3 separate regions of the Homo sapiens genome follow, and regions 1 and 2 are each linked to region 3. A link is a loop called in an ENCODE intact Hi-C map of the cell type or tissue named here. Cell type or tissue: IMR-90. All regions are shown on one strand.

What was found. A loop is a pair of places that touch in the nucleus more often than their neighbours do. Peaks named below come from ENCODE experiments on the same cell type or tissue, not always from the same donor. Only the 100,000 strongest peaks of a DNase experiment are listed, where the experiment ranks them.
Region 1: a loop joins it to region 3, with 13 times the contacts of the local background. A loop is called at or near these places in 2 of 110 quality-filtered maps.
Region 2: a loop joins it to region 3, with 2.5 times the contacts of the local background. A loop is called at or near these places in 3 of 110 quality-filtered maps.

The regions. Positions count from the first base shown.
Region 1 is chr9:116,205,326-116,213,325 of GRCh38, reverse strand. PAPPA (pappalysin 1) reads right to left here. Exons shown (of 22, transcript NM_002581.5): 3 at 5,725-5,870; 4 at 1,394-1,687. Among named protein-coding and RNA genes, the nearest start is that of PAPPA, 56 kb to the right of the region's middle. In IMR-90, a CTCF peak has its summit at 4,321 (motif pointing right); a DNase peak (open chromatin) is centred at 4,705; H3K27ac peaks cover 214 bases.
Region 2 is chr9:115,997,309-116,005,308 of GRCh38, reverse strand. It overlaps LOC105376236 (a long non-coding RNA gene), which reads right to left. Exons shown (of 3, transcript XR_930271.3): 2 at 4,299-4,462. Among named protein-coding and RNA genes, the nearest start is that of LINC00474, 76 kb to the right of the region's middle. In IMR-90, a CTCF peak has its summit at 4,366 (motif pointing right); DNase peaks (open chromatin) are centred at 5,598 and 7,228; H3K27ac peaks cover 815 bases.
Region 3 is chr9:115,689,891-115,697,890 of GRCh38, reverse strand. No RefSeq gene overlaps it. Among named protein-coding and RNA genes, the nearest start is that of LINC00474, 230 kb to the left of the region's middle. RefSeq lists an enhancer at 5,755-6,954. In IMR-90, a CTCF peak has its summit at 3,753 (motif pointing left); DNase peaks (open chromatin) are centred at 3,700, 4,830, 6,010 and 6,570; H3K27ac peaks cover 1,380 bases.

The DNA of each region.
Region 1 (8,000 bases), 520 kb before region 3:
GCCCCCAGGGGTCATCAGCCCAAATGGACAAGCAGAAAGAACCACTGGGGATCACAGAAACCTTTGGGTTCCAGCAGCAAATTCCTCTCTTCAAATGCAATGAGGCAAAACCTCAACAGAAATGTAAAATAGTCAGAAAGGGGGTGTGTTTTCCCTGGCTTTAGCAGGAATGAGAGCCTAAAGCCCTACTCATATAGCCACCAGGGCAGTTGCCCTGAAGCATCCCTGTGGAACAGAGTGTAAAAGCCACCCAGGTTGCTCAATTTCCCCACTCAACCATCAGCTAGCTCTCTTTAGAAGAAATACAAGAGTAAAAGAGAAAAATACTTGGAGTCAGATATGTGACTTGGTGCAAATGATTTCAGTGAGCTTCAAAGCTGTCATCTGTAGAGTGGGGATAGTTCTGACTCTACACATTTGTTGTGAGAATTAAATGAGAGAGAGCATATTAAAGGCCTTTCTGGACAATATTTTGTTACATGAGTAGAAATATTGCTTTTGATAAGAATAAATTTTATATACCTGTTATAAGAGAATTTATTCATTTTCCTCCTTCCTTCCCTCCAGCCCTCCCTCTCTCCTCCCTTTCTTTCTTTACTTCTTCCTTTCCTAACAAACATTTATTAAGCACTGGCCCCTGTGCTGACTTCTGAGAATAGAGTGATGTATTAGATGCAATCTTTGGCTTGATAGAATTTGCTTGTTCTAGTGGGGAAAAAGACACTAAGTTGAGTATGGTAACAGAATTTGATGCTGGCCTGCCATGTGCAATTGTGTGCATTGTGACTAACACAAAAACTCTTAGCTGCAGGTGCAGTGGTAAGGGCTATGACAGCCCTGAGGAAGGGGTGTCTTGTTCTAATTTGCCAAAGGTGCTAAAAGGGCTCCAAGGCCTTGATGTATCCCATGCTAAAGGGAAGTGCAGGGCATCCCCTAATGCTCCTAACACTGTTACTAGTGGTACTCAAAAGTACTATGATAAGATATATGCAGTTAGGAAAAAAAAAATCATACTCAATCTCATGTCATAATTTTCTCTTTGCAAAGTCCAAAGCACTCTCATTGTTCTTGCAAAATAACAGAGAATGTGAGAGTTTTATGCTTATCTAAGGGACACATGGGTTAAATAAAAAAGGTTCAACAACCACTAGCTTAGAAAAATGTGCTGCACATTTAGGAAGGATCATGGAGATGCTAGTCCAACAATTCCATTTTCTTGAGAAAAGTGAAACCCAGAAAGAGAATGACCGAAAGACATTAGGTGGATAAGTGGCAGAGCTAGGCCTTCCATCCTTAGAAATGGTAAGTAGCTTGTTCAAGGTTCCCCTGAGCCAGGATTGGATCCCACATCTGACATCCAGACCTGTTCACCCTACAGAGTGTAGGGCCCTACCTGCATAGCTCATGAAGTTGTTGTAAGGAGTGTTGAAGAAGCTATGAAAGCCACAGGTGTCATTTCCTGGCCCTGGGTCACCACAGGACTTGTGTTTAGGGGCTGGGTTGGTATCATTGCAGAGGTCTCCAGTCTCGAAGGAGGGCTCTGTCTCCATGCAGGGGTCACTGCAGGACTGGATTTCTGAGATGCCTCGGAAGACGTGATAGAGGCCCAGGCTGTGACCAATCTCATGGATCATGGTGTGGGTGTGCCCAGGCATGCCATAGAAAGATGGGTTCAAGACAATGCCACCTGTAAGGGGAAATCCAGAGAATCAGGCAAACTAGGTACTCTGCTTCTTGGTGCAAGAACCCCCAAGTCCATCAAGGATAAAGAGATGCTGCCCAAAATAAACACAAGCTTCTCCACCCTAGGACTCCATTGCCCTGAGAGCTGTTACAACCTATGGCATGAATCATGACTTATCAGAGCAGGAAGGAATCTCAAAAGTCATTTTGTACAATTCCTTTATTTTTCATATGAAAACGCCAATGCTTAAAGAGGTGAAGGGACTTACCCAAGGTGATTTCAAATTATTTCAATGGAGAGCAATTCAGAAACTCTGATTTCTGGGCCAGTAAACCTTTCTGCTGCAACCTTTCCCTTACAAAGTAAGGCCTACTCTTATTTCCAAATATTCTACATATTCTTGTCTAGACAAAGCCCTCAGGCTCAGAGATCTTGGTTCTGGTTCCCATTTTGCCTTCACTAACTCTGTGACATCGAGTGGAGTAATTAGCATCTCTGAATCTCATATCTTCATCCCTGATGCTGTAAGAGCATGAACGCTAATGAAGGTCAGCACCATGCTGTATTCACCATTGTAACAGTTTTCATACTAGCTAATGTCACTTGAGCAGGACTCTTAATCAACGTTCTATGATTAATGACTATCACAGGGCCTGGAGCAGAGTATCTCATTAAATATGTGTTGAATATTTGCTGAATGTTAACTTATCTAAAGAAGTTTGTGAGGTTTAACTAATCTAGTGTGAGAACTAGAATAGCACCTCCATACATCAAGTACATCACTTGAGGACAAGCAGCATGATCATCACCTGAGAGCTTAGTAGAAATGCAGAATCTCGGGCCTCACCCCAGACCTACAGAAGCACAATCTGTATTTTAAAATGAGCCTTGAATGACTTGTCTGTATATTCTGGTTTGAGAAGCAATGGTCTATATCACATGCCTCAGAAGATTGAGAATTGCTTGGCTTGGGCAGATAGACAGAACAGATCTCAGCAGAATTTATGGGTAGTATTTGTGCTGTGTTCATTTTAGGCATTGGAAAGATGCATACAGGCTGCCAGAGAGATAATTAAACTTTAAAATTTTAAAATGTTTAAGGGAAGGTTAAAACTCAGGTCTGTGAACCTTGAAAGTAGGTACTTTAGGTGTAGAGCAGCATCTTCTAAAAGAATGGTGAGGAGGTAGGGTCTTGTTGATTTGAGCTGGCAAGCCCCACATGGGCATGGAGGGTTTTATCTTAGACTGAACCTCTGGAATGGTGTGCTTGCTCAGTCAAGGGACTCATAGAGTCTATGCAGAGGTCTCTGATTTTGAAGAAGGACTCTGTCTCCGTGTTAGGGTCACTGGAGGACTTAATTTCAGAGATTGAATTTCTGAGCAATTTTGAATTGCTTAGAGCTTTCTAACACAAAGATAAAGATGTGTGAGAGGGCATGTGAGTGTGCGGGTGTGCACATTCACTTGGGTATGAGAAGGGGGCAGGCAGAGGCAGGGAGGAAGAGAAATTGAGACAGGAAATCTTTCTCAATTATTTTCTGTCAATCATAACATGAAACATAATCCGCTTCCCACCCAAGGCTTTTTCCAGGGATCATGGTGTAATAGCAGAAAAAGAGGGGAAAAATATGGTTGTAATAAATTGGGTTTGATTGGGGCTACTGCAGAGGAATTACTCATGAGCAGCATCTCTTGGGATGGGGAGAGGGCAGCCTGGAGTCCAGCTGGAGTTAGCTGACATAGGTTGCAATCCTTGTTCTGCTTCACACTGGCCTTGTGACTGTGGAAAATGGACTTTGCATCTCTGGTGAGCTCTAAAATAAGCAGCTACAATAATGCCAATGATTCTCTGTCTCTCCATGAAGCTTCATTATTGAGGTAATGAGAGGACAGGACCATTCCAGGGATGATGATTGGATTGCAGACTTAATGTCTAGGCTAGCCCTGTTTGCTTTACCTCATCCCCTCCCAACTCACCCCTTTTCACAGAGTGACAGCACTTGGGCCCCAGTCCTGTTTCATTGCTTCTCTTAAAAGGTGAAATAGCTTGAGCCTGACATCATCCTGAAATACTATAACATGCTATGGATTTATAGCCTCCCTTATTCCTGGCCCTGAGCCAGACTCTGAAATTTATGGAATTATCAGGAGTAGTTTTTTCTAACAGTAGAAGCCTGCTACTCAATCCTTCTCAGACTCTGATCATGGCCCTTTCAGTTGCTTTTCTAATAGGACAGAATTTCAGAACTGAGAAGGATCCTTAGGGTCTTCTGGCCTCCTAGGACCTGCTTATTTAATATTGAAGGACATTGAGACCTGAGGAAGGAAAGAGAATTGCCTAAGGCCATACTGCTAAGTAAAGTCACAGCTGAGAACAAACACGAATTTTGGCTCTAGTCTAGCATTACTCCCATATATCATACTAGGCATGTGATATAAGCTGATCATCTTCAAGTTTGCCTAAGCTGCACGCTCTCTTCTGCCCAACCCCACCTGTCTGTGTCTGTCTATCTGCCAATCTATCTACCCATACACCATATGTCTCAGGATTTCTCAACCTCAGCACTATTGACTTTTTAGTCTGTATAATTCTTTGTAGTGGACATTGTGGACATGTAGCAGCATCACTGGCTTCTACCCACTAGATGCCAGTAGCATTCCCCCATTTGTAAGAAGCAAAAACATCTCTAGATATTGCCAAATGTCTCCTGGGGCATAAAATCCTCCCAGCTGAGAACAAGTAGATATTTATCTTTGTATCTATCTTTATTTATACAACCACACACATGCACACACACGCACACACACACACACACAAATTGGTTTCATTCTCTAAAAAACAATTGAGAAATGAGAGTCGTCTGGAGGGAACTAAGTCTATGGTTTCATTGAGCAAAACTTGCATTATTTAAATCTCTCATTTCCAAGACAGAATAGCAATGGAGAAGCTACTGGACTCTGTTTCACCAGGAGACCAGGCAGGCCTGAGGATACATCCAGCACTGTCACTGCTGAGCCTGAACATTCTCAGATAAAGATGTTCACTGAGTCATCACGATTCATTCTTGTAAATAATGGGAACATTCTACCAAACGGAAAATGATTAAATAAATGGCAGTGCCCTTGTTCAAGGGAATATTATGTGGCTATTAAAAATCTTGGCTTTAGAGAGGGGAAAATAACCCACAAGGGTGCTTTTCTTTTGTGATTAAGTGAAAAAAATATGGGTGGGAAGTTAAGGATAAGACTTCTGCGACATGGAAAAAAAAGTAGATAGCATAATATTAAGTGAAAAAAGAACACAGAATTTCATCTATGCTATGATTTTAAAAATGTACAGTTAAAAAAATGCATGTTTACATATAGATGTGTCCTGGAAGAGAGCATGGAAAAAATAAAATTAAAGAACTGCAATGTTTGCTTACAGGGCCTGGTTCAGAAACTGTTGTCATGTCTAACTTTTGGTGATTGGTTTGTACAAACTTATGTCTTGTTTATGGATATGTATAATTTGAATGTAAGAAGAGTTCCTGTTGGTGTTGGTGGGTGGAACATGGAGGAACACAGAGTTCTTGCAAACTCACTTTTTCTTGCCTCTTTGGTGTCTTTTAAGCCAACCCATGACTGGCTGTGCCAGTACAGTGTGGTTACCAGACTGAGAAGATATTTGCAGGAACTAGGAGACAGAGGGTATAAGGAGAAAGCAAACAATGGGCAGTGTTGGAAACTTAAATTCCAATTGTGACTGTCACTGTCTTGCGTGTGATGTTGGATAAGCCCCATTTCCTCTCTGGGTCTCATTTCCCCATTGATAAAACATGGTTAATAATATGGTGCTATTTCCTTCAGAAAATTGCTTGGTGGTCAAAATGAGATAAAGGATGCTAAAGAATTTTGTAAATTAAAAAGTGATAAATAAATCGGTTGTTCACCCTCACAACTACCACCACCACCATCATGATCGTAACAATGATCATCATCGCACTAAGTGTATTACTGTCCTACTCTAGTTGCCTCCTGAAGGAGTTTCTAAGACTCACCTAAGTGCATCAGGGCCTCCTTGTCCCATGGCCAAGTTGCTACTCCTGCCAACTCCTCCTCTGAGGATTTTGCAAAGAAAATATTGAGATGTGTTGATCCATCCAATTTAAGAATGTTCTTCAGCTCATTAACATCCAAGTAGGCTCTGAAACAGAAAAAGAACCTTGGCTGTTATCATGCCCCCAAAAAGATAACAGGCCCTCTCCAAATAATTTAGAGCTACTATGAGTGCCAGGCATTTTGCTAAGCACTTTAAAAATACTACCTTATTGAATTCCCCCAATAATATTATAAGTAAGATGATTCCATTTTACAGATCATAAAATTAAGTTCTCGAGAGTTTTAGAGACTTGCCAAAGTTGTTAGGCTTCTTATGAACACAGAGGTAGGTAGTATCGTTATCTCCAGAGGCTTAGAGAACCTTCTTCATACCTTACTAAGTTCAAGTTGCTACTTAGCAATGTTTTCCTTTTTCTTAATGCTGTCTCTCCCAAGGAGTTCTCACAGAGCCCAGCCAGTAGCACACATTAGTGATGGTTTCCTGCTCTTCCCCTCTTAGAATAATAAAGGGTCTCCCCATGTATGAAAGACAAAGTTCAAGTTCCCAATATAGCCTCCAAGACACAACCTACTCCTTAGCCTCATCTATCTCTACAACCTTTCTTGAGCACCCCACTGCATACAGAAAACATCTCTGTACCCTGTACGGTGCATTATCCCATTGGCAATTTTATTCATGCTGTTTCCTCTGCTGGGACTCTGATCAGCATTTTGTTCTCTAATGAACAAATCCAAAGTCTGTTCTGGTATCCCTCCTCCAGGAAGACTTCCCTGATGCTCTCCTCACCTGCACCCCTTTTAACATCTCCATACTCGTCCACCTCCTACTAGCAGAGCACTGTCTCTCATTTGCCATTTCAATAAATTGCTTCCTCTTTCTATTACATAATACACACTTGTGGCCACCTGGGGGAAGGCGAGGTGCCTTATTAATCTCTGTTTACCCAGTTCTCCGCACAAAGCTTGATACCTGGTGAGCCCTCAGTAGATTTTGATGGAATTGAATTAAATTAGGGAAAGTAAGAGTAAAAATATTTAACTCTCAGTCTCAAATTCAATAATTCCTGACTAATGGGGCCTCAGTTTCCTTATCAATACATTGAAATTAGTAACAGCTGCCTGATGCTCCACAGATCATTTCTATGGGTGGAAAACCTACACCTCTACCCTGCTGTGAATAGGATACGTCTGAGATCTAGCGTGTCAAGGCCGCCCATGTCACAGAAAGCCCCAAGCTCACGAAACCAAACATTCCTGTGACCATAATTTGTACATGTTTTCACAAAAAACATGAGTTGGAGATAGGTGGGCCCAGGAGAGCTTACATTTATGTCTAGGTGTAGCTGACTAATTCCAAGAATAGCCACACAAACTCAGATATTGACCTGAAATCTCGCTGCTGAGCCCTTCTCTTCCCCAAGAACCCACATTCAACTTCTTAGGCTGGAAATCTCATGAGGAATTCTAATCAGTCTGCTCTGTCGTCAGGGAAGAGAACGAGGAAGGAGACAGCCAACATTTATTAAGCATTTGCTGTATGCCAGACCCTGTGCTAGGTACACATGTCTCATCCCTGTTTGGTAGTTGAAGCAATGCAACAGAGTGGGTGAGATGGCTCATTCTTAAGCTACAGCCCTAGGTTTTGAATCCAGCTTTTCCACTTTATGTCTGGGCCACCCTGGGCAATGTACTTAACTTCCTGCACCTCAGTTTCTTTATATAAAGAATGAGGGTGATAATACTACCTACCCCATACAGCTGTTCAGAGGGTTAAGGTAGTTAATAAAGAGAGTGTAAAGGGCTTAGAATAATGCCTGGCATGTAGAAAGCCTCAGTGCATGTTTAGCTATTCTTATCACTTATCGCCATCATACAGATGAAGGAAGAGGGGTTCAGAGATCACACAACTGGAGACAAGGCCAAGTACAAATCTAGATGTGTCCAACCCTTCCCACAACCTCACCCTCATTTCCAAGCTCACCCAGGCCCAGAGTGAAAAGAGAAACAATGCATGGGAGGAGAATGAAAACACAGAGGAGCTGAGATTTTCTTGGATCAGCCCTTTCCACATAATTTATTATTTTCTAATTGATTTGTTCATTTCCATCAAATGTTCTCTCAGGCAGAGAACACAAATGTTATTAGAGAAAGCCACCTCTGCCCCATAGCTCTGAGATGAGAAAGCTTCAAGAGAGAAAAAGGGTGGGGTAGGGGC
Region 2 (8,000 bases), 310 kb before region 3:
CACCCATTACTGGAGATGTATCCAAATTTATTACTGGAAGTAGTATTAGTGGGAGAGTTGACACAGCCTTATCCTGGTCAATTTCATCAATGATTTGGACGACATGAGGTCATCTAAGCCATGGAAACCGTGTTGCCTTCATTCACCCACTGGAAGGCTTGATGTGGGCTCCTGGATGGTGAGGGGATACTGCCTCTTTTAGAATGACATTCTTGTTTTAGAGAAATAGATGATAAAACTGGGGCCCAGAGAGAGGAAGTGATTTGTCTAAAGTCACAGAGCTGCAGCAAGGTTAAGCCTGAATTAGATCTCACATGTACATTCTGAAGACTCCAGGATTTTGCTTTACTAGTCTGCTTCTAGTTGCCAGCTTTTCAAAATAGTTTTGTGCCCAAAGCAAACTCAAGACACACACTTGGTAATATTTTATGTGGTTGTCTTATTTAAAATGAAACATGGCTTCTTCATAAAAAGTTTCCAATTACAAGATTCTTGGGGTAAATGGCCCCATAAAGATAAAAATGGTGATGATCTTAGTAGAGGTATCAGAAAGGCCACTGTGCTCTCATTAACACACACAAACACACACACACACAACACACATACAGTCTAATAATGCTATATTAAATCACACTGGAGACAGAAGTCAGGCCATTACAAAGGGAGTTAATAATCACAAATATCATCCTCACAAAAGACAAAAGTCAAGGACATTTAGTCTCACTCACCATCTGATACATACTTGTCATTGCTAGCATATCACCAATGACAGAACTTAATACCCACTGGAAGCTTTCAGTTTTAATACTGATAGTACTAGTACAGCTATTTTTTTAATATTTAGTTCTTCTATAACAAGAAGCCAGAACAAAAATAATAAAAGTCCAGAAAAAAGACAATTAAGTCAAGAGAAGACTTAGTGTCAGTGCGATACACAAATCAACTTATCTTCTATCCAGCACATATAACATATCTGCCAGTAGTGACCTGTCCCAAGTGCTAGGGACACCAAGATAAGTAAGACCTGGCCTCTGCCCCTATCTGCCAAGGTGGTTTAGAATTGTGGTTCTGAGAGTACTAGTAGCCAAAGTAAATAAGGAAGTTTGACTAATACACTTACAGCGTCTATAGGGACCAGAGAATTGGGAGGAGGAAGGGGACCATTATTCAGGGCAAGAGAGATGCCCAAGAGTCATGGCTCAGTCCTCAGATGTCTGGTCTGGACACCTAATTTTAAACTTCCATAAAACATGTTTGAGATTACTTGGCTAGCCAAGATCAGGATCTAGACTTTAAGTTCCCCCCAATCAAGGATTATTCCTGATTCATTCCTGTCTCTCCAGTAATTAGCTAGACTTGACACTTAGATGATACTGAGCATGTGTATCCTGAATTATTGGAAGTGGCATTGGAATAATTACACAAAGAAACAGAGAATTAGGAGACAATAAAATGTGGTTTAGACTCCAAGTGCCAATAAACTGCAGACTCAAGAAATTGGTGATGGATGGAATATCAAGAGAGATGTCTTGGGAGGAGCACAGTTTGTGCTGGATTTTGATTAATGATAATCCTTCTCATCTGTTTGGTAATTTATAAGGCATTTCTGTATTCACAAGTTCAATCTAGCTCACAATAAACTGTGAAGTTGACAGGGCTTATTTATTACCCCCACTGTAATGGGGGCAACTGATCCTTGAAAGAATTCACCCACAGATGTGCCTCACTACAGTATTATTTGTGCTTCACATAGGCATTTAGCCATGATTGCATTCTTAAAGTGATGTAAATGTGAGCAAAAATTAGACAATATGGTAAATTGCTTGCCAAGACGATCACAATAATTCCACTGTCCTTGTATGTCCACTGTTTTTTGTTTTTTTGTTTTTTTGTTTTGAGACAGAGTCTTGCTCTGTCGCCCAGGCTGGAGTGCAGGCAATCTTGGCTCACTGCAAGCTCCGCCTCCCGGGTTCATGCCATTCTCCCGCCTCAGCCTCCCAAGTAGCTGGGACTACAGGCCTCTGCCACCGCGCCCAGCTAATTTTTTGTATTTTTAGTAGAGATGCGGTTTCACCGTGTTAGCCAGGATGGTCTCGATCTCCTGACCTTTTGATCTGCCCGCCTCGGCCTCCCAAAGTGCTGGGATTACAGGCGTGAGCCACCGCGCCCGGCCCCTGTATGTCCACACTTTTCAATATGTCTTGGCCACCCTTCCTATTAAAAAGTAGAGGTTTCTTCCCTCCACTTTGATTTTGGTCTTGGCCAAATTGTGAGTTGCTTTGGTCCAAAAAATATTAGCAAGTGTGACAATGGCAGAGACTTTAAATGTATTTATGCATCACACTTTGCACTCTTGCCTCTGATGAAATCCTGACACCACAACTTGTAGGAGCTCAGGTTCACCTGAATGAGAGGCATCCCAGAGAGTAGTCTGCCAACTGCCAGTCCTGCGGGTGAGGCCAACTGAGATCATCCAGTTCTACTCGAATTGCCAGCTAACCTCAGTCGTTGTAAGTGACCCAAAATGAACCCAGCACAAGAAACACCCAACAAAAATTGCTGACTCATAGAACTGTGAACACATAAAATAGTGTTCAAAGCCTCTAAATTTTATAGTGGTTTTTAGAAAATGATAGATAACTGAAGGCCAGGATATCAGTAAAACATGAAACAATTAAAAATAGGCCCTTCTTGGACTCCCTGTGCCATTAAAAACAGGAGAAAGCTTTTCTAATGAAACTAAGCAGTTTGCAACTATTACTCCTCTCTATGGACAGATTAAAAAGGTGAATTAATCTGGAAAAGCACCCATTTCTGATGTTAGGAAGCCCTCAAAGCAAATTTTTTATGTAGGACCATCGTGCCTGGCATCCACTGAGATATTCATTCCAGAGATCCTGTTCAACCACAAGTCTCCAAATACCAGTGACTGCGGGAATGGGGTGAGAGGATAGCCTCTAGAATTGATTTGAGGAAAAACGCCTTTCATTACATTCAAGATTGTGATAGCAGAGGGACCGTAACAAAGTCTTGCCTTAAGATACAATGTACGCTTGGTCAAAGAGATCAAGGAAAAGTAAAAGGGGCTTTATAAGAAATAATCATATAATTCACAGTGCTCACAGGGGCACTTCTGAGCACAGACAAAGCACTTAAACTATTAAAATAATTATATAATTTTTCAAATATTTATTTGTTGTCTGACAGACTGGTTTTATTATACTGTTAGACCTATAAAATCGTTCTTTAAAAAAGCTGTTTCCAAAAATTAAATTATTTTTTAAAATAGCTTAAGTTCACATATACTTACAGAATTTACTTTTTAAATTAGTGTAGTGATTATTTGAGCAGAGGAAATGATAACTTTTATCAGTGGATATTTAGCTAATATAATGACTTTCTTAGTCATATTTATATCTAATTTAGTATCACTGATTTTTTTAATGCTTTTTGCTCTCAGTATGGTCCTTTTAGTTTTGATATTTCCACTAAATTGCCTGCAGTTTTTCTCAGAGATCTGCATTATGGTCAAGAAATTTAAAATTTTTGATACCCTCAATTGACTTTACTTAGTAAACCTTAATATTGAGAAAATACACTCTACAGATGCCAAGACACCTGCAAATCTCAGAGCAATTTATGCTAAGTAGGAAAATTTATCAACTCTGTTTTTTCACATTTAAATGTGTAAATATTTCAGCCCAAATATGTTTTACAAGTACTCTTTTCTCTCAATTTAACCAGATGGCTCTTTCAACAAATATTTTTACAAGACGAAAACTTGTAAAATAAGTATCTCTATTTATGATGCTAAATTTAGGTGCTACCAAATTGTACATCTTCTCAATTTCATTCTAATTCAGCACTAAATATAAATTTATCTAATTAACAATAGGATCTCCTTTAAAAGATTGTAGCTACACGACTAGATGCCCCCAAATGGCATTCGACTGTACTTTCTGCCACTGCTCATATTCAAGCACCGTCATCTAGTCGTTTTCTCAAAATAACCTTTACAAATCTCTTGAAATGGTTTCAAGAATCACAGTCTTTAATTTCTGTTTTATTAAAGATGCACTTTCATTATTTGATTTTATTAATACTGGAAGGCTTTATCACAAAATTAAAAACCATTGCCAAACAAAGCAATATATAATTATAGATTTACATCAAACAATAAATGATTTTTAAAAAGACTGCAGCAAGGGCACTTCAGACCACTTTCTGTGGAAGGACTACTCAGCCTTTATTTCCCATCCATATTTCATGCACACATCACCTCTTTATTTCTCACTGACCTGCCTGGCCATTTCCTCCATTTCCTGGGCTGTGGCAGGGGCCATGGAATTATTGCATGGTACACTGGTGGCCAGCAGGGGCAGCATTGTTGAATTATTTTTTTCAACACCTCCAGACACAGGAAGGGGAGGTTTTCCTAGACAGTCCGGCTTACGTGCTGACTCTGAAAGGAAAATGTTGGTTATTTTGTGTGGAAAGGGTCTGAAAACAACAACAATAACAAAATGGACTAAGGATGATTGTCATTCAGGTGTAACTCTAAAAGGAAGTCTGTGTTAAAGGAAGTCGTCTGCATTCAATGTGTCTCACACACTACAAGCTGAGGCCATTGTAAAGTCTGAATATAATGTGGAGGCCTTACACACCTCCCTAATTAAAATGCAACTTTTAATAATGATACTTCACTAAAAAGAAAAAAACCCTGAACAAATTGTAAATTGGATGGGACAATAGGATAATTTATCCCGGGTGAATTAAGGTATTTGGTCACCTGAATTTAAGATGTTTCTCTTCTGTAAGGTGTATCCAAATATACGGTATCTGACTTAAGAATCTCAGCTGAAAATATTCTTATTTGATCAGCCTTGAGTAGATAAGGGAAAATAATTAATACAAATATTGAGAACCATAAAATGTTTGCCTTCATAACCAAAATCAGACAATTTTTTATGCACATTCTACCTATGTTAAAAATGTGTTCGGAAAAGAAGAATGACTTCTCTCTTCTTTGTACAAGCACTATACAGAGGTAGGCTGAAATACAGATCATGCCCTTCTTCTAGTGTTTTTGCTTTTGTTGTTGTTTTCGTTCACTGTTTCATTGGATTTTGTTGTTATTGTTTTAAGATGTTTAAAACCCTTCAACAGATGCTCCATAGTTGCAAGGTCAATGTTCGAAATCCTCAACTTTTTCCTCAAGGTCCACCATGATCCGGTCCCCATCTATCACTCTAGGCTTCTCTTTTATGGGCCTCTCCTTTATGTTCTTTCTTCTAGCTATGCATGATAATTTTCATTTCTTATAACGTGCTACATGCCTATATGACTTTGCATATGCTGTTTCTGTCTAAAATATACTTTAGCTCATGCCTTTTATTCATTTAGCAAGTATTATTTTTGAGTGTTTATGATGCATTAGACTATGTGCTAGACATCCTAATTCACTTCTGTATCCCTAGTGTCCAGTACAGGGCCTAAAGCATAGTGTGTTAGTATGTACATAATGGGTAGATAAATAGGCACGAAGTGAATTAGGCATTTTTTTTTATTTGAAGAATGTACAGGAAGTGCAATGGGATGAATCACATTTTTCCAGGTTAAAGGGATCACATGAGCAAATAGCATAGAAATAGCCTCACGGATTTCCTTCTTTTCCTCCTGTTACTCTTTGGCATTCTGTCATTTTGATCTATCACAGCCAAGAAGGGCAAAAACAATGGTAGGAATGTGATCTTGACCTCACACCATATAATCATTCTTAAATTCCAGCTAATTACATAAGATGTCTTAATAGAAAATTAAAAAGCAGATGATCAGGTGGTTACAAATGACAGTATCACTGGTGGAAATATGACCCATCTTCAAGGACAAGTTTAAATTTCACCTCCTCCAAGAAGCTTTGCTTCAATATGCAAAACCACTATGAAAGGTTGTGGTCGCTTCTTCCTTTTTGTTCTCCATAACCCGTTATATGTACCTTTATTTATTTTTTTCTTGTATTTATAGTGATTGGCTTATTCTTGTGTCTTTCCATCCTTTAGCACACTATGAGTTATCTGAGGACAAAGTACCACAACTCATTCATTTTTGCAGCAGCTGGCAACATGTCCTCAGTATTTGGTAATTTGATTGGAAAATTTAATCTATTATTTGGATGCATTTTAATATCAGCATTCTCACTCAACAGCTTGCAAAATGTAGTACTATTATATCTTATATGTGGGTAATTCTTTTCACCCATTTGTCATCAGCCTTCAGCCACATCACTCTGTATGTGGTTCCTGAAATACACCAAACTTTCTTTTATACTTAATATACTCCACAGAAATTGGTTCTTCTGCTCATAACATCTGTCTTTTCCCCTGATGTGTGCACTTGTACACACACATACCACACATACCTCCTTCATGGCTGCCTCTTTCTCAACTTTTAAGCCTTAATTTCAAGGTTAGCTGCTCAGATAGGCATTCCTGGACCACTCTACACAGACTCCCATTTCCCAATATCATTATAGCCCAACCCCTTCAGAGCATTTTTCAGTTTGTAACTATATACTTATTGTTTGCCTACTTGTATATCATCTGCCTATCCAACTATATTATAAGTTGCATGTTGGCATATAGGCCTGTTTTATTCACCACTGTATACCTGGTGCTAAGCACAGTATTTGACATATATTCGGTGCTCAATACATACTTGTAGAATGTATGAGCTTCAAAGTGCTTTTAGAAAACTTGGTACCTCTTCCAATGCTTCCTGCACTCCTGAAAATTAGAGATGAGGGATGAAGCCATTCTCATTTTACACAGAAGGATGCTGAGCCATAAAGGAATTACTAACACCCCACAATAAATCTGTGGAGAAGCTGTTCCAATCTCCTGGCCTATAGCCCATTACATACAATTCCAGGTCAGGTCTCCTACTCCTTCTCCAGTTTGTTTCCAGTTTGAAAACAAAGTTAACAAGTGCCTTTAGCATGACTTTGACCAAAGACTTCTCATGAGACACTTTGAGGGATCTCAAATGCCCACTTGGGCAAGCAGCCTTCAATCAGAAGCAGGCACGTGTTGCAGGCTATGAAAGGGGAAACCTTCTCTGTGTCACAGCTGAAAGCACTCCTCTAGATATTTAAAGCAAGCCCTCTTTTAAAAAATTAATGACCTGAAAGGGGAGAGAAGAAGCTGCCTATGTAATGTGGAAAAAGGAGCTGAATGACCACAGTCCTGGACCCTCTCCAGATGATATCATCAGCCTAGATAATAAATTTGTAACAATGTGGCTGAAAGAAAGGAGACATAATTTCAAAATTAGTCAAAGAAGCTGGTAGCAGTAGAACCAAAAATAAGGATTTTTTTTTTTAATCTGGTAGGCACAAATCTTCTATCCCCTGGGTAGTTAGATTATCCAGAGAGTAGAGCAGAAACCACAGTCATTTCTGAGTCTTGGAGCCTACTTGTTCCCAGCCCATCAGAACAGGCAGAGTGGCAAGTGGGCCTGTCTCCTTTGTGTGTCTGCTAAACATGCCCTTCTAGTTTAAAAAAGGATAAATGAGAGAATGCTGAAGTTATGAAAAGTCAGTCACTCACTTAACATGAACCATTACCTAGGGATTCTCATAGATCCTCATAATTATAAATGTGTGATAAGTTAAAAAAAAAGAATGAATGCATAAGGTTGAACGTTGTAATTAATTATGATGTAATTAATTGTGAAGCACAGATCACTACCTCTTTCATGTCAACTCCAATATTCTGTGGTGATTCCCCTGCCCCGCAGATAGACTGGCAGCAAGAGGGCACACATATTTATGACTTGGTCATCGTAGCTAAGCACAGTCAAAGGATATACTGGCAAAGGGCATTTTTTTCTGTTACCTTCTTTCTCCAAGCCACTTGTCACTTCTCTCCTAACCTACTATAGAAATCTTGTGATGGTTTTCCTATCAACTTACTTCCTCACCTCCAGTACAATTTTAATAGTCA
Region 3 (8,000 bases):
CGGGGATTTTCCATGTTGGTCAGGCTGGTCTCGAACTCCTGACCTCAGGTGATCTGCCCCCCTCGGCCTCCCAAAGTGCTGGGATTACAGGCATGAGCCACCGCGCCCGGCCAGTATAAGGATTTCTTAAGAGCTCGATGTAACCATATAAAGAGCGTCTCTAGAAGATGTAATGTATCAAGCTTAAAAAATTACTCAGAATTTATTCAATTATTTTATTTTTCAGAAACAAAATATGTTATCCCCTTTGTGTGGCTAATCAAGAAATATTTTTGCAGGGGTCAGAATCTTAAAGAGTGAGAACATTGTAATTCCTTCTTCCAGGAAAATACATACACACACACACACACACACACACACACACACACACACACACACACACACAAATATTTTACAATGAGTATTTTTAGATAGCCTTCGAGGGATGGCTACAATAAGTTTATTTTAACTTAATATCTCTTTTTTCAGCATTTGTATTTGATGTGGTAGTTTTTGTATGAAGGGAGGCTTTAGAAAAGATATAGGTAAACTTTCAAGCAGGATTCTACTCTGATATCTCTCTGCAAAGAGTGCAAATGTAGGGCAAAAAAGTAAAAGCTGGCCAGTCAAATAAATTGGGAACACATATTATGCCAGAAGTGGAAAATATTTCAAACAGCTCTTATAGCCTGGACATCCCTTCATTTATCCATTTGGTCATCTGGCAAATATTTATTAAGCATGTTTCATTGAAATAAAATAAATGCATTTTATATTTAGGATGACTTGGTTCCAAACTCTGAAATTTATAAACTGATTTTGGGTAAATCAGTTATTTTATCTTATCCCTACATTATTTTACCAGGAGTAAATAATCAGAATTGCTTTATAGGATTCTAATAAAGATAAACTGAGATGACTTTTGAAGGTGCTAGTCTAAGGATAGGAACATGTGAAATACTTTGAGCTTATCTCATATAAAGAGGAAATTTGGATGCAAAGATGAATAAGGTGCTTCCTTTATCCTTGAGTACCATAAATACTTGAAGATGAATATAAATTACTAGATACTCAATAGCGAGAGACACGGATAAGTGGAAGGTTTGGGTTGCAGCCGTGACCTAGACCTGAGTTCACTTTCTTCAGAGTAAGAGAAATAAGTGTCGTTATACTTAGAACTGAGGATTGCATGTAATTTGCACCCTCTTTACCTGAGTAAAAATGGCCAATAGTGCACTGTCACTATGTTTGGAGTCTGCCAAGATGTAAATGTGATCCCCCAAATGTAGAACTGGGATTAAAAGATTGAGAACCATTGCAGTGCAGAGGAGTCAACATATTGACATAATGTATGCCATATTCTCACCTCCTGTGCATTGGCAGATGTCACTATCAGATTTCAGTCCTCTTTGCTATTGAACAAAGTTGTAACCTCAAGGTTTTCTCCAGTGACCTCAGGATCAAATAAATATGACACCTTAGAAGAAATATACTTCACTTTTTGTTTTAGATACAGATAGGAATGGTAAATAGGGTTTCCATTTATTTACAAACTTCAATCAAAAGGTAGTGATTGCATCATGGAGTAGAGAATTCTGGAACTTTGTTCAGGCTTTTGAATAAAGAGAACCATTAGTGAGTGATGCCTGCTCTAGTGTATTTTTAGAGGCCCTGGAAAAGCATTTTCGTTCCTCAACTTATCTTTCAAGTCGAATATTAACATAATTTGTTTATCCAAAGTGACATGCAAAATGCTAGATCCATAAAATGACAATTCCACTTAATTTAGTAAGAGTAACCATAGGAATAATCATGAGATCCCATGGGAAAACCACTTTGGGGGAAGAGGATGTATCACAGGATTCTTCGAAAAGAGTAACCCATGAAATGAATCTTAGAGAAGGAGAAATCATGAGACAAAAGAGGGAAAGGGGTAGTATTCTAGACATAGGGATTTTTTGAGCAAAGATTAGAAGCTAAAACTAGCAAAACATATAAGGGATGCCAAGAAGAGTCAGTTGTGCTGAAACATGATGGGAAGAGCAAGGAGTGGTAGGGATGAGGCTGGGCAAGTAGGCTAGAGCCTGCATCAAAAAAGGTCTTGATTGTCATGCTAAGTTGTTCATACCATTTACTAAAAATGGAAAATCATAGAAATAATTGATGGAAAAAGTGATATGATCAGAATTGTGTTATTGAGAAAGACATTGCTAGTTACACTGAAACAACAATTAGATGAAATAAGGAGTTTGGAAGCAGCAATCTTGGCTTCCAATTCCTGCTTGGGGACTAAATTATTACATGGTATTGAGAACAAAAGTTCCCCCTTTGGATCTATCTGTTTAAGTGAAAAATGATTGAGTTGGGCAAGGTGATTTCACTGGGCTCTTGTAGATACAATATTTTATACTTATCTTTTGGTAACTGGATTATTTGATTATCTGCTCCTCAATTGTGTCATTGGAATAGTAGAGAAACTTATCTTTGGGTTTCCTACCATGTACAAAGAGATTGTATGATGTAAATGAGGTTACAGATATTTTGGAGAATGAGGAAATAGTCAAGCAAAGATGACAAATTGTCATTTTGTTTTCTAAATAAATAGCTAGCCCACAGATAATGAGGAAAATACAAGTTTAATGCATTTCCCCAAACTTGCATTTTCCCATTTATCTGTAGATAATTTCTTCTTCTATTGTGAAACATATCTTTGTGTGTGACTAATGTGGGAAGTCTTTGCTGGACCTCTATAGAGATGGGAAAATGCATTAACCTGACAAAGAATGGAGACAGAACTGTGTCACCTTTTTCACAACTTAGAGATCTAGTTCCTCAGAGCTGCAAGAAATGTTATAGATCTTCTTGTCCCATAGTTTTCAGGTTCTGTTCCTTATGACTTAGATGTTCTATGGAGGCACCTGAGGGATAACCTACCAAGGAAGAAAGCAGAGATGAGGAAGACAGCTTTTTTATTTCTTTCTCTTCTCCTAGAACCATGTTGCTGCCACACATTGAGAGCGCACTGAGAAGAAAGCCAAGTAGATATAGGTACATAGGAAATGGAGATGTGGATCTCTGATGACAGCTTTCAATTCCTCACCCAGCCATGTCTGACATGGTTCTTCCACTTAGATTTCCTGGTTATTTTAGGTAATAAATTTCCTATTTTACTTTTAAGCTTGTTTGAATTGAGTTTCTGTCCCTTATAAAGAGTTTTGAGAAGTACTTTATATGAGAATTTCATGTATGACTTTATTTAATAAAATATTTTTCCACTGTTTATCATTGGGAAAATATAAATTTGGGAACCACTGATTTCATGCAATGTAATCTTTTTTAAAGGAAGTGACTGAAACAAAATCCAGGATTATTTCCCAAAGTTACACATCAAATACATGGCACTGTTGGTGCCAGAATGCAAAGCCCCTGATGTTTGTAGCTGCTCATCTCACTCTAGTTATCTTCCCACATGCACAATATCACCACTTATCTCCACGCAACATCACTGTGACTTACCAAATATCGAGGAATAATATTCCCACACTGACCAACAGGAAATCATTTGAGGAAGAAGGCTTATCCATCTCTATAGAGGTCCTGCAAAGACTTCCCACATTAGCCACACATAAAAATGTGTTTCACAATAGAAGAAAATTTGCTCAATCAACCAGACAGTGTGGAAAGACCTTGTAGGATTCTTGGAATCCCTTAGCCCCAACAGGGGCAATACTGCTTGGACACCGTTAGTGATGTGTCATCATGGTACTGGAGCACCACCTCCTGGTTGTGTTGAAAGTTTAATTTACCTTTTCTAGTTAAAGAAGGTCTGGTATTTACTAGAAATTTATGACCTTGGAACTAGAAGGGCCTTTAAGAATGACCTGGTCCATCACTCTTCTTTCATGGATGGGGAGATAGGCCAGAAGAGGAAAAGTGATTTCCTCCCACCATAATAACCAATTAAGAGCAGGGACACAATGAGAACCCAAATGTAGTCTCCCTTTCCAGTGCCTAATTCTATGGTTGTAAAAGTTGATAATTTTTTAGTGTAAGAAACCAAAAAGAGTCTGAATTTACCTGAGGAGAAGAAACAATGAAAGTAAGTACAAACAACTTACAGAATTGAGAGGTCATTGAACAATTGAGTCACAGGCAAGAGACAATTGAGAATCTAGATAGAAAGAACCGTAGGCATTCTGTTCAGGAACTATCCCAATTCACATGAATCAGCTTTAAATGTTTCCCATTCACGCATTACTTCACTCAAGATGTATATCCTAAGGAAACAAAGACTGATTGGCCTAGATTGAGATACTTGCCAAGCCATGGTGTGAAAGTATAAGAGCCTCTGACATAATTCCATCGAAACTTTGTAGGAACTACCCCTATAGGGAGAGGTATTTTCTCAAAGGAAAATTCAATGCTGTTCCCATAAGAAAAGGGAAGGGAGCCGGGAATGGTGGCTCATGCCTGTAATCCCAGCACTTTGGGAGGCTGAGGCAGAGGAATCACCTGAGGTCGGGAGTTCGAGACCAGCTTGGCCAACATGATGAAACCCTGTCTCTAGTTAAAATAAAATTGGCCAGACGTGGTGGCATGCGCATGCATTCCCAGCTACTCAGGAGGCTGAGGCAGGAGAATCGCTAGAACCTGGGAGGTGGAGGTTGCAGTGAGCCGAGATCATGCCATTGCACTCCAGCCTGGGGGACAGAGCAAGACTGTGTCTCAAAAAAAAAAAAAAAAAAAAAAAAGAAAAAAAAAAAGAAAGAAAAAAAGAAAAGGGAAGTGATGCCAGTGAACAAAAACAACAGATGTCCAGTGCAGAAACAAAGTCAAGTTATTACTCAGGCATTTTCAAACTAGTGTCGTGAATCATCTACTCATAGACCAGAACACAAAATTCACATTTAAAATCTTCCTTTGCATTGTAGATGCCCTAGCTCCAAAGCATGGACAGCCATGACTTTACCACCTCTGAGTATCTGATACACCTGCTCCTTGGCACTTTCTGTTCCACTGCTTCTTGATATTGAAATGACATCTGTTTTACTTTTAGCTATTTCAGGAATGACAAACCAGGTCACAGAATAAGACCATATAATTAATACCTGGGCCTTGCTGTTGATGGAAAATATGAGGGGCTCAATAGAAAAGCTCCAAAACCATAGCATTTCTAAGGCCTCTCTTCTAAGAGGGGGTTCCGTCTATTATATGGAAGGTCTCCTTTAGTACAGGGCTTTTCTACTTTGGCAAAGTTGACATTTTGGGCTGGAAATTCTTTGTTGTGAGAGGCTGTCCTGTCCATTGTAGGATGTTTAGCAGCATCCCTGGCCTCCGCCTACCAGATGCTAGGAGTACCTTTTAGTTGTGACAACTAAAAATGCTGGTTGACTTTGCTGATTTTCTCCTAGTGAAGGTGACAGGGAGTGTGTAATGTATTCTAATTGAAATACATTACAGGCATATGTATTTGGAGGTGACCCCAGGATAGGTAAAACTAATTTCATTTTTTTACCCCAGAGGGAACTTTTTATCAGTCAACACGACTCAACAGTGGGAGACTTTGCCTTGGAAAGTAAGAGGTGTTTTAGGGATATTTAGCTGAAGCTGGGTACATACCGGTTAGTGATGCTGTTGGGAGTGGAGCAACATCAGATAGATGGTTTTTTTTGTTTGATTTTTGTTTTGTTTTATTCTTTAAAATGAAAAAACCCTCAGATACAGTTATTATATCATTTTATTGCTCTTTGTCCAATAGATATGTGTTTCTGTTCAGTTCTTTTTGTTACAAAGAAGCCAATAGAAACTCAATTTAATGCACAGAAAGGAGTACATGTGAACTGGATATGGAAAAGAGAAGTCATAAAAACAATTAAGGTATTCTATAGGACCCGATACTCTCTCCATCCCTCCTTCCCTCAGGGAGCCCACAGTCAGTCTTTTAAAGTCCCTCTGACCTTTTCCTCTATTGTCCTCTTCCCAGCAGCTGGCTACCTTTGCTTACTCACAGTCTTTGCTTCCTTAGGACTTGCGTTGGCAGTGACTCATTAAGGCAATTCCAACATCTTTCTCTAATTAGTATCCTTGGGGATTTAGCTACTAACCTAAAATTTCTCTCTTTCCGTTGTTTCAAATTCTAATTTCTGAAAAAGAAAAAAGAATTAAAAGTTAGATTATCCTTCTGCATGTCTGCATGTGACAGCAACATAGGTAGTTGGTCTGTGTCTAAATTTGCTGTATTTGTTACTGTGTTGTTAGTTACAAATAACAGAAAACCCTGATTCAATTGGCTTAAACAATAAGGAAAGTCTGTTATCTAATAACATAAAGTCCTGAAATAGGGCCTTTCTGGGCCAGTTAATCTTTATATCATCCCTGCAAATCCCATTGATGACCCAAGGATCTAGGTTCTATACGTGAATCTGATCTGCTATGCTCAGCGTGGTGGCTTTGTTCTAGGGCTAACTCCTCCTCATGATCATTACTGTATCCTATCTAAGCCATCTTAGCCAGACATAGCAACATCGTGTGTAAGAAGGCACTGCTCTTACTAAGTTTTCTTTTTAAGAATGAAGAAACCTTTTCCAGAAGTTCACCCGGAGACTTTCCCACATCAACCTCACATTTCATTAACCGGAATTATGACACATGCTATGACTAAGCCAAATGCTGACAAGGGGAATGAGACTACTATGTTTGACTTAGACTAATCATGTTTTAAATGTGATCAGGGGAATAGAGTCAACTTTCCTAAACAATTGATTCTTGTACAAACATCAGATTGTGTTATCAAGGACAAGATGAAATAGAATGTTTGTGGTAAGGGTGTCTGATTGACCTGGCTTTGGATTGAGTGGTTACTTCTTGCCTTTCCTTCTGTGGTCAAGGAAGATGAGATTCATGACACAGCCTTGCTGCCTAGCTAATCTATGGATGTATCTGTCCTTGGATCTGGTGCCCATCCCAATTTCAATAAATTGTTATAAATCATTCAGCTGGTGGAAATGACAGCTTCCTGTGTAGCAGGGACCATGACTATGACAGCTTCTTTTCAGATGGGGGAGTTGCTAGTACCATGATCTTGTGTCCAATAAAAATTTTTAACTCCATCTGTTTTTATATAAGTCCTCATCTTTCTCATTTGTTCAGTTATAGGTCTATCAATCCTGTACTGAGTGCCTACTATGTGTGAAGTAGTTTGGATACATAGATGAATAGTACATACAACAGAAATTGAGGAATCCACAGTAGCAGTGCCACAAACTGGAGGCTGTGTTTACCGGCATGAAATGAAATCTCCTAACAATTTCAGCTAGGACAATGTATTATCAAGAAAGGGTCAAACAGTGGTATATATGAGAAAAAATAGTTGGCTTATGAAAAAATAGCCTCTTTGCTTAAGTTTTTAATTTTTAATAATACTAAAATTAATAATAGAATTACTTTATATTCTGATACTGTTTCATAGTGCACAATGCACTTTCACTTAGCACAGTTAATCTTTATATCATCCCTGGGAATCCCACAGCAGAGCTATCTTGATTCTTACCAGAAATGGTCTTAGGATAATAATTCTCACCTGACCTCAACTATGTAAAAGGTAACATAAGTAAGAAACAGAAGAACAGGGGCTTAAACCCAAGATCTCTTGTTTCCATATCCACTCTTTATTCTACTTCATAGTCTACTAAAAACATTGTGTTTCTTTCTTGATAAAAATAAAGTCACAGGTTATTAAATGGAACTAATTATGGCACTCATGGCCTGTCCAAGTTAGTATCAATATTTTAAAAGTTTGATGATTACAAAATAAATGAAACTGACTTCTCTCAGGAGCACATACATTGGGTCAAACTAAGCTAAGTCCCATAGGTAGAAATCACCATAGGGACCTGCTATAATAAATAGATAAGAATAATCTGTAACTAGCATGTCATCTCTCTATGTATAAATTGTGTTTTAAATGTATTGAGGAAAAGTTTGCTCGCTTAAAGAGGTTAAATATTGCTGCCTGCCATCCT